2 separate regions of the Homo sapiens genome follow, and region 1 is linked to region 2. The links are chromatin loops, found by intact Hi-C in ENCODE. Cell type or tissue: psoas muscle. All regions are shown on one strand. Links, peaks and the distances in the headings refer to the core of each region. The heading gives the core; the rest is flanking DNA.

The links. Peaks named below come from ENCODE experiments on the same cell type or tissue, not always from the same donor. Only the 100,000 strongest peaks of a DNase experiment are listed, where the experiment ranks them.
Region 1: a loop joins it to region 2, with 2.0 times the contacts of the local background. A loop is called at or near these places in 1 of 110 quality-filtered maps.

Annotation. Positions count from the first base shown.
Region 1 is chr6:148,732,145-148,737,528 of GRCh38, forward strand. LOC124901425 (a long non-coding RNA gene) reads right to left here. Exons shown (of 2, transcript XR_007059806.1): 2 at 3,727-3,919. Among named protein-coding and RNA genes, the nearest start is that of UST, 12 kb to the right of the region's middle. In psoas muscle, for the core only: no CTCF peak of the experiment used is centred there; no DNase peak of the experiment used is centred there.
Region 2 is chr6:148,631,910-148,637,293 of GRCh38, forward strand. No RefSeq gene overlaps it. Among named protein-coding and RNA genes, the nearest start is that of UST, 110 kb to the right of the region's middle. In psoas muscle, for the core only: no CTCF peak of the experiment used is centred there; no DNase peak of the experiment used is centred there; H3K27ac peaks cover 2,398 bases.

The DNA of each region.
Region 1 (5,384 bases), core at 244-5,243, 100 kb after region 2:
TATTTAACAGTGATGATGAAGAGTGATGTCCCTTTCCCTTTCCACTCTGCCTTCCCTCCTATCACACCTTTGCAGGAAGACGGTGTTGGAGGGGCTGTGGGCATTGTAAGGATGCCACTGAGGGAAAGTTTAGTAGGGAATGCATTTATATTGGGTTTAGTGGGGATAAAGGGTTCACAACCACCTGTGAATAGAGTCATGTAATCGCCAGAGTCATAATGGCTGCAGGATTCCTCCTGCTGCCTGCACACTGGCTCCACTCTTCTCATGTAGTGACACAAAGTTGCAGGGCTGGGGGACTTATGCCCACAAGACCTTGTGCCATGTGGCCTATGCTAGCAACAGGCCTCTGCCAGCAACAGGTAGTGAAGAAACAAGGTTAAAAATGTAGGGAAGCAATTGCTTCAGTGAAGCCTTTGTTCTCAGTGATGCCCAGGCAAAACAGAAGTTGTCTCCTGTCAATGAATATTCTCAAGGATGTAATGTACAGAAAATCACCCTGTGGATTTTTTTCTTTTATGATGGGAATCATGTAAAATAGAATTGATCAAAATTCCTGCAGTAGGACAGCAGAAACCTATAGCTATAACTACAAAAAGCCAGGAGGTCGAGACCAGCCTGGCCAACATGGTGAAACCACATCTCTACTAAAAAAAAAAAAATTAGCTGGGCATGGTGGCAGATGCCTGTAATCCCAACTACCAGGAGGCTGAAGCAGGAGAATCACTTGAACCCAGGAGGTGGAGGCTGCAGTGAGCCGAGATCACACCATTGTACTCCAGCCTGGGCAACAAGAGCGAAACTCCATCTCCAAAGAAAAAAAACAGCAAGCACATGTGTGTGTGAAATTGAAATCACATGATTTTTGCATCCCAGATATCTAGAGTTAAACATTTTTTCGGTTTCCATTCCCCATGCTAGAGGAAGGACTGAATTATCTATTTCCAGAATTTAAAAAATTATTACAAAATTGTTGTCATGTGAAGGGGTGGATCAAAGGGTATGCAACCAACACATAATATAATAATATAATAATGGGTTGGTTGTACACTCTTTGATCACCTTATATCATCTTTTATATGTATATTATATAAGAAAATATATAATAAAAGCATTTCAAGCAGTTAATAAAAATATGTACATTTTCTGGATTTGTTATGTTGATAAATATCAACATTATAAATTCATAATTTGTTAGAATTAATTTTGTCATTCTAAATCAATATTGTCTCATACCTAATTCTGTATTCATAATTTTGTCTTCTCATCTTTAACAGGGCTTCCCCTCAATTGTATTACTTTCAGGCCTATAAAATCTGGATTATTGTTCCCCTATTTCCTTATTTTTTTCTTAGTTTAGATTTCAGGGACTGTATGAGTTCGTTTTCACGCTGCTGATAAAGACATACCCGAGACTGGGCAATTTACAAAAGAAAGAGGTTTAATGGACTTACAGTTCCATGTGGCTGGGGAAGCCTCACAATCATGGCAGAAAGGAAGGAGGAACAAGTCACATCTTACACAGATGGCAGCAGGCAAAGAGAGTGCTTGTGCAGAGAAACTCCCCCTTATAAAGCCATCAGACCTCACGAGACTTATTCACTATCATGAGAATAGCATGGGAAAGACCCGCCCCCATGATTCAATTACCTCCCACTGGGTCCCTCCCACAACACGTCGGAATTGTGGAAGATGCAATTCAAGATGAGATTTGGGTGGGGACACAGCCAAACCGTATCAGGGACCAACATCACACTGCTCTTTTGCAAGCATCCCTAACACTATTGGCATGTTCTCCATTTCCCTAATAAAACTTCAGCCATGTCTAAGCACAACTAAACCCCTACTCAGCATCTACACACAAGTCACCAAACTGAGCCACCAGAAAACACAGCACTGGTGCTGACTTGACTCACTTGAAATTCAGAACCACCAAGTTTAAATGAGCTCAAACTGTTCAGCAATCCTATGCACTTTCGTTGTATGTCTCTCACTCTGAAATAATCATGCCACTATGGGTTCTCTTTATTGAAACCTCCTACCTCTCTTCTTGCCCAAATCTTCACTCTCAGTTGCTGCACATTTCATTGATTAAATGGATGCCACCACATGAAATTTTCTGTATTTTCTCACCAATAAATTTTCTGGTACATCTTGCCTTCTTCGATGAATGAAGTGTCTTTGCTTATATTAAAGACTATAAGCCCTCTACTTAATTGTGGCTTCATACTTTTCCTGTAAATTTCACCTGTCTTTCTGGCACCACAAATGCATCCCTTTCTACTGGATCATCCCAATTACCACATTAAATCTGGTATTTCCTATCTTTAAAAGAGAGAGAGGGGAAAGGAGACAGAGAGAGAGACTTCCTAAATCCCTATAAGCTTCCCAGCTGCTGCCCATTTCTCTGCACCCCTATATAGTAGATCATCTCAAAGATGTTTCTGTAGCCATTCTATAGCCATCTCCAACACACACACACATGTACACACATCCTCTCCCAAATCAGACTACTTCTCACCACCTTCACCGCTGCTATTCAAGCCCAAACCACCATCATCTCTGGCCTGGATAACTTGAATCAACCAACTGATTTCACCCTTACCCTCACATTCAATATAGCAGCAGGATCAGTATTTTAAAATGCAAAATCTGGTTAAACCCCCTATGATGACTTCAATGCTTCCCATCACACCTACAAAAAAATTGAAACCCCTTTTCCTTGTTTTCAGACTCTGATGATCTGGCATCTTTTTTTCTCTCCAATTTAATCTCCCTCATGCACTTTGATCACCTCATGTGCTGTGCTCTATAGCACATCCGATTTATTTCTATTCCTTAAGCAAGTGAATTCCTGCCTCGGGGACTCTGCAGTTTCTGTTCCCTCTTCCTGGTGTACTCTTCCCCAGGATTTCCATATAGCTTTCCCTTTAATTTCTATTTATTCAATTTATCTCAAAAGTACCCTTCTCTGAAATTCCTCCCCTGAGCACTGTTTCTAAAGTAGCACTTCCTCTCCATGATCTCAGCTTTATTTTCTTCTTAGCACAGGTCACTACCTGGCCTTCACATTGACCTGTTTATGCGATATCTGTTTATGTGTTTACTTTTTGTCTCCTCCACTAGAACACATGTGCCATGAGAACAAGGGCATTATCTCTGTTGTTTTCTGCTATATCTCGCAGCCTAGGACAGTGCATGACACAGAATGAAAACTCAATAAATATGTGGAATGAATGAAAGAGTGAATGAATGGATTAGCTCTTCAGTCTACTCCTATCCCAGTCATACCTCTGAAATTGTCAAACTCACCAATCGGCTGCAGGGTGTTTCCTCTGTCATCTTTTTTTCTTTCTTCTTTTCTTTTCTTTCTTTTTCTTTTCTTTTTTTTTTTTTTTTTTTGAGACAGAGTCTTGCTCTGTCACCCAGGCCAGAGTGCAATGGTGTGATCTTGGCTCACTACAGCCTCCACTGCTGGGTTCAAGCAATTCTCCTGCCTCAGCCTCCCAAGTAGCTGGGATTACAGGCATGCACCACCATGCCTGGCTAATTTTTGTATTTTTAGTAGAGATGGGGTTTTGCCATGTTGGCCAGGCTGGTCTCCAACTCCTGACCTCAGGTGATCTGCTCACCTTGGCCTCCTAAAGTGTCTGTCATCTTTCTTGATAGGTGAATTATTTATGGTGTGGGCTATGATGCTAAAATAGAGACCCCAAAATACAGTGATTGTAGAGAGAATTTAATTTATTTCTTTCACAAGGGAGTCCAAATGGCAGTAGGCAATCCACAGCAGATGGATGGCTCTGCTTAAGAGCATTCAGGTTCCCAGGTTCCTTTCACCAATTTCTCTGATATTCCTTGGAGTACTGTCCTCATGCACATGATTGAAGCTGAGCCCCTTCCATGTCCACATTCCAGCCTATGGAAAACCAGGAAAAGAGAAAGGTGGCGTGCACACCCAATATTGTAAGGCCAAGTATAGCAGATTGCATAAGTTCCTTTTTCTCACACCCCACTGACTTGAGCTCAGCCTCATGGCCACACCTAGCTGCAAAAGAGACTGGGAAATGTAGTCTCCATGTAAGTGGCTTTGTGTCCAGCTACAGCTCAGTGGTTTCTATTACTAAAAGAAAAATGGAGAAAATGGGTACAGAGGACAAGCAGGAGTCTCTGCCACAACATCTTAGGAGCATTTGTTACAGAGGATCGTTCTCTCCTTCATGGAATACTTTTGTTCTTTTGGCTTCAGTGACACCACACTCTCCTGGTTTTCCTCTGGGCCCTCTGCCTACTCACTCAATCTCTTTTGCTGGGTGAACTTATTCTGTTTGACCTCTGCATGTTGGACTTCCTGAAGGCTTTGTCCTGTGCCATCTTTTATTCCTTCCATCTACATGCTTCTCTAGGTAATTTTATTCAATTATGTGATTTTATATACCACATTGATAGAAATAACTTCTGAATTTATGTCTTTAGCCATGACCTTTCCCTGGAGCTCCAAATTCATATATCCAGTTGCCTACTTAACATAGTTGATCATAACTCTTGGTTACTTTGGCCACCCATGTCCCTCTCCCAAGCCTGCTCCTGCTTCAGTTTTCTGCATTTCAAGAAACAGAGAAATAGCTTCAGCATCATTCCAGGTGCTCTGACAAAAACCTTAGGTATCATTCTTAGCTTAGTTCTTCTCTCACTTCCCGTCATCCACTTCGTTGACAAGTTTATACCCTCGACCTCCAAAAAAACACATCCTGAGTTTAACTTCTTTCTGTCTTCCCCATTACCAGCCTGAGCCCAGCCAGCCTCACCATTTTACTGGATGACTCATCTTCCTACTGCCACTTTCACTGCCAACAAGCCAACCTTACACAGCACCCTAAGTGATGAATTAAAAACATGAATCAGCTCATGTTGATCATTGAACCCTTTCCCATCTCACCTTGAATAAAACCCAAACTCTCTACCCTGGTCTACAAAGCCCTACAGGGACTGGCACCACCCACCTCTCCAGCCTCATCTCATGTCACCTGTTTTCTCAATGACCCACTCCCATCACGGTGGCACATACCAAGTCTATTTCCATTTTAGGGAAGATATGAGGCAGAAAGACCTTAAATGGATGTTTTCTCTGCATGAAATGCTTGTGCCCCAGAACTTCCCCAGGAAGATCCTTCTCATCCTTTAGGTCACATTGCAAAGGTCAACTCCTTAGAGAAGTTGTCCCTGTCCACGCAGTCTGCAGTAGACTGCTCCTTTCAACCCATCACTCTTAGTCGCATCACCCTGTCTTATTCTCTCAATAACACTTAACACTACCTAGCATAATATATTTGTTTATTCGCCATCCATCTCCCCTCACGGTGGATGTGAATTTCATGGGAGCA
Region 2 (5,384 bases), core at 140-5,139:
TCTTCCAGTCTGAGCCATATCTTTTCATTTTATTGATGATGTCTTTTGAAGCACAATTTTATTTTTTTATTTTTATTTATTTATTTTTTTTGAGGCGAAGTCTCGCTCTGCCTCCCAGGCTGGAGTGCAGTGGCGCGATCTCGGCTCACTGCAAGCTCCGCCTCCGGGGTTCATGCCATTCTCCTGCCTCAGCCTCCTGAGTAGCTGGGACTACAGGCGCCCGCCACCATGCCCAGCTAATTTTTTGTATCTTTAGTAGAGATGGGGTTTCACCGTGTTAGCCACGATGGTCTCAATCTCCTGACCTCGTGATCCGCCGGCCTCGGCCTCCCAAAGTGCTGGGATTACAGGCACGAGCCACCGCTCCCGGCCAAAGCACAAACATTTTTAATTTTGATTTTGTTCAATTTATCAATTCTTTAAAGAAAATTTATCTAAAAAAATTTCTTCCCAACTCAACGTCCCAAAGATTTACTCTTATGTTTTCTTCAAGAAGTTTTATAGTTTTCAGTTACATTTAGGTCTATAATTTGTTTTGAGTTAAATGTTGTATATGATATGAATAAGGATATAACTTCATTTTTCTTTGCATGTGGATATGCAATTGTCCCACAACCAATTTTTTTTTAAAAAAGAGAAGACACCAGAACGCATTGCACATTATTTTACTAATCTTTTATATATTCCATGTGTTTTCTGAGTTGTGAAAAAGGAAAGAATTTGTTTTGTTGGTTTGAGTTTACAACATCTTTAAAGCTTCTGCAATATGGCCTTCAGAGTGTATGGTGCAAAGAGTTGGGAAGAAAGAAAAGGAGGTAGGGAGCATTTGAGAGCTATGGTCATGAGAGAGGAAGCCCAGTGTCAGGTATTACATTGAGGACCATGACCAAGCATAGAGTAATGTGAGCTGGTGACAGTCCTGTAATGGGGGCTTCGGGCTCTGGATAAAAGCCAGCCAGAAGGGAAAGAAATCTGTTAAAGTGCAATGAAGATAAGCTGGGCACAGTTGCATGTACCTGTAGTCCCAGCTACTTGGGAGGCTAAGGCAGGAGAATTTCTTGAGCTCAGGAGTTTGAGACCAACTTGGGCAATGTAGTGAGACCCCCTCTGTGCCCCAGCAAAAAAATCCACTGTATCATGAGAAATTAGAATACCAGGCCTATCCCTTTGTGCTGTCTTTCTTTCCCAACCGAAATAATCTGCATCAATATTTAATCCCTGTTAGTACTAGCACAGTCTTCACAAAGTTAAGCTAAGGTAATGGCACTCTCATGTAGGAACTGTAAGTACTCCAGTTATAATTTAAATTATTTTCTAAAAGTTAATGTCAAGCATGGAGCCAAAAAACAAACAAACAAACAAACAAAAAACAGAAGTGCATGCAGGTGCATGCATTCTTACAGTTCACAAATACATTTTTAAAAAAATCCCCATTTGACAACTATAGCAAATACAGAAATCTGCCATTACCTTGCTTTTTAACCTTGACAAGAGATAATTTCCCAGATCTTGATTGCCTTACCTGTAAATTAAGAAATTTGGGCCAGTCTAACTTTCTTTTGCTACAGTAGAAGCATGACTATTTTAGGCATTCCCACAGACATCTTCCATGTCAATTATATTCTCTAATACAAGTTAATGTCCAAGAGCAATGGATAAATCCATCTACTGGACAGAAAAGTGTGATTATAAGAAAAATGACCGTTTATACACATCTATAAGAAATATACCTTTCCTCTTAAACTTTTAAATTCTCAAACACATTAAATATATTGTATTTTCTTTTGCAATTAATTTATGGGCCATATATTACACTTAAAGCACTGCCTTGGGTCCTGTAATGGGCATGAACACCTGAAAATGGTCATCTTTGATCTAATCAGAGAGAAAAAACAGGAACACAAATAAGTACTAGACAGCACGTGCCATCAATAGAGCAGGGTAGTCATAGATAATAGCTACTATAAAGTGTAAGGGATGGAAGAATCATTTCCAAATGTGATGAACAAGACCCCAGATGGCAGGATCTGAGAAGTCTTTTGCATCCGAGTAAGCACCTGCTCCCAAGAATGACGTAGACTATCTGAAGGTTAGATCGACCTGGCAGAAGAACAGCAACATTACTTGTGTCGGTGTGACCCCATGAACCAAAACAGATCTAACTTTAGGTCCATAGCCTTTGACAGTGATCCTCAGAATGTTTCAGGGCGTTTTCTGTAAATGACCCTGCTTTTGGCATAGCATCTGTTGCCTAGTATTTTCTTTTTCAGCTGTTAGTTTAGACTCAGAGCTACATCATAGAAGTACAGGAACTACATGCAGAGGTTTAAAAATATTTACTGTAAATTGGAATAAAACTTAGGAAATAGATGGTATTTTCATATGCCATTTTAAATATCACATTTCCTCCTTTTAAAGCTGGCATAAATCATAACTTACTTGAATATCTTTAAAGAATAAGACATAGCTTTCTCCTAACTTATTTTCAGCCTGAAAAAACAATGTTTTTTCCTAAATCCAACTCGGAAAGGAGGTAGGGACAACTTATAACAAGCATATGTATGAACTTACGTAAGTATTCACAGTATATGGTAGGCAATAGTGCTGTCGTGAGAGGCCAGGACTTGGAGTGAATGTCTAGTTCTGCCATTAACTAATTGTGAAGCCTTAAATGAATTTCTTTATTTTACTAAACTTGAGTTGTCTCAGCCATAAAATCAGGTTGAAATAAATGATTTCTAAATCCCTTTCCAGTTCTAATAATTTCTGTCTATACTTATATTTTTATTTTGTATAATGGCAAATACCCAAGCTTTTATAAATTTATATTTACTCTGCAGTGCAAATACTGAGAAATTACCTTAAATGGAAGCAGATCAACCTGGGAGGACAGCCTGCATAAATAGATATGTGAAATAATATGTGTGTTTTTGCCTGGCAGAGCTGAAAACCGAAGTTCAGTGACTCTCTTTTGGCCCTTGTATCAGCATCGGTATTAATCAAATGGTTGGATTAGCTCTAAACCCTTTGCAAATCAACCTAACTGATTTGCAAATGTGGAAAATTTGAGGAAGCAGTTGCTTGGGATTTAGTCTGAGAATTGTAAATGGAATACGAGTTAATTGCTCAATAATACAAAAATAATTTATCTCACAATAATAGAGTGAAAAATCTAGGCAATTAAAAAGCAAACTGAACCCACAAAACACAAGAGTGGCATTGAGTGGGAGACAAAGTTCTTTAACCTAGGATATTTTCCTGGGTGTCCTGAAACCATCCCACGGGCAGCTGTCTCCTCTGCCTACATGCAAGGCTGATCCTATTTGTAGGTTTCAAAAGAAGCAACACAAATGTTTCATCAATGTTTTTAGCCCTGGATAGGCCTGTGCTAAGAGATTATTTTACCATGAGTCCTAGCTGAGAAAATGTTCCTAATTTAGAAGAGAGATTCTAGGACACAGTGCCTAAGGAAAACAGGTATCCCCACAGCAACTGCATCTGAACATGGCACCAGATTCCTGAGGATTGGTTTGCTTTAAGTGATATCTGGAGCACCCCAGACTGAGAAGATCCATCAAGGGAAACTGCCCAAGCAGATGTGCTACTCAGGTTACTGAGTTTGTGCTGACCCAGAGGCAGGAAGGAAGGGGTGAGTCTTCAGGTTACTCTAGGACAAGGGCTGTGTTAGTCTGTTCTCACAGTGCTATAAAGACCTACCTGAGACTGGGTAATTTACAAAGAAAAGAATTTTAATTGACTCACAGTTCCAGATGGCTGGGGAGGCCTCAGGAAACTTATAATCATAGTGGAAGGGGAAGAGGCATGTCTTACATGGCAGCAGGTGAGAGAAGAGCAAGCAAGAGCAGGGAAAACTGCCTTGTAAAACCATCAGATCTCGTGAGAACTTACTATCACGAGAACAGCATGGGGGAAAATGCCCCCACGATCCAATCACCTCCCTCCACGTCTCTCCCTAGACACACGGGGATTATAGGGATTATCATTCAAGATGAGATTTGGGTGGGGACATACCAAACCATATCACGGACCATTACCAGTTCTGATGGCAATGGACCATCTTCATTTCCCCAAATCTACTGGTTGATGATTTGGTTTGGGGAGTGGGCAGTGAAGCCAAGAGTACAAGTCATTCAGTGGAGAAGGTTGTAAAAGACAAGGCCCAGCGGAGTAAAGAGTTTTAGATACAGCAGAGATGAAGGATATGCTGGTGGACAGAACACGGACTTTGAAGCCAATCAGACCCAGGTGTTCATCTTGACTCTTCCACTTTGTTACTGCCTGTCTCTGTGTTTCTGATTCCTCATCTGTAAATCAGAAATAATAACTCCTACCTCATAAGGCTTTGTGAGGATGACATAATGTTTGCAAATTGCCTCAAATACAAAGTGGTTTCAAAAAAATGTTCTTTTCCACTCTTCACTGCCTCCAGCACCCTTATGGGCTGAATTGTGTCTCCGTACTCACAATTTGTATGTTGAAGTCCTAACCCCCAGTATTTCAGAATGTGACTATATTTGGAGATTGGGTCTTTAAGTTAAAACGAGATCATTAGAATGAGCCCAATTCCAATATGACAGGTATCCTTATAAGGAGAGGAGATTAGGACACAAACACACAGAGAGAAGACCAAGTGAAGACACAGGGGGAAGATGGTCATCTGCGAGCCAAGGAGAGAGGCCTCAGCAGAAACCAACCCTGCTGACACCTTCATCTTGGACACATAGCTTTCAGAATTTTGAGAAAATAAATGTCTGTTGTTTAAGCCAGTCAGTCTGTGGCACTTTGTTATGGAAGCTCTAGAAAACTAACACGGGGGCCAAATCCTATCCCACCTCCAGCAGAAGGGCATATGGCAAAATCTGGCCACTGCAAGGAGAGAAATCTAACATTCAGAAGCAGCTATAGCTGGAAGGTAACTTATTTTTAGGGAAATCTAAGCTTATGAAAACTATCTGGGGTGTACTATGTGAAGAAAAAACAAATATTGTGAATGCAAAGTTAGTCTACAGGATCCTAGCAGGATGTAAATCGCTAATAAAGCATAAATTTTCCTTATGAATAAGATAAAATAAAAATTTTAGCAGTAGGTGTGGTTAAACCATTTATACATAAAACTAAACATTATTAGAATTACATGCTGAAGAGGCCAAAGTACTTAGTTATTGTCACTATTATCATAATAATGACTTAATAGTGATAAGAAAAATCTTAACTTAAAAATCTGGGTGTTTTGGTTTAATAGGGTACTTCAATTTGAACACTAAGTAGACACGATTAGTTAACTGGGGGCCTTTTTCTCCAAGTCTAACTCATTGAAAACTCTCATTAATCTTATTGACTGCTTCCTGGAAGGAAGGCAGGTG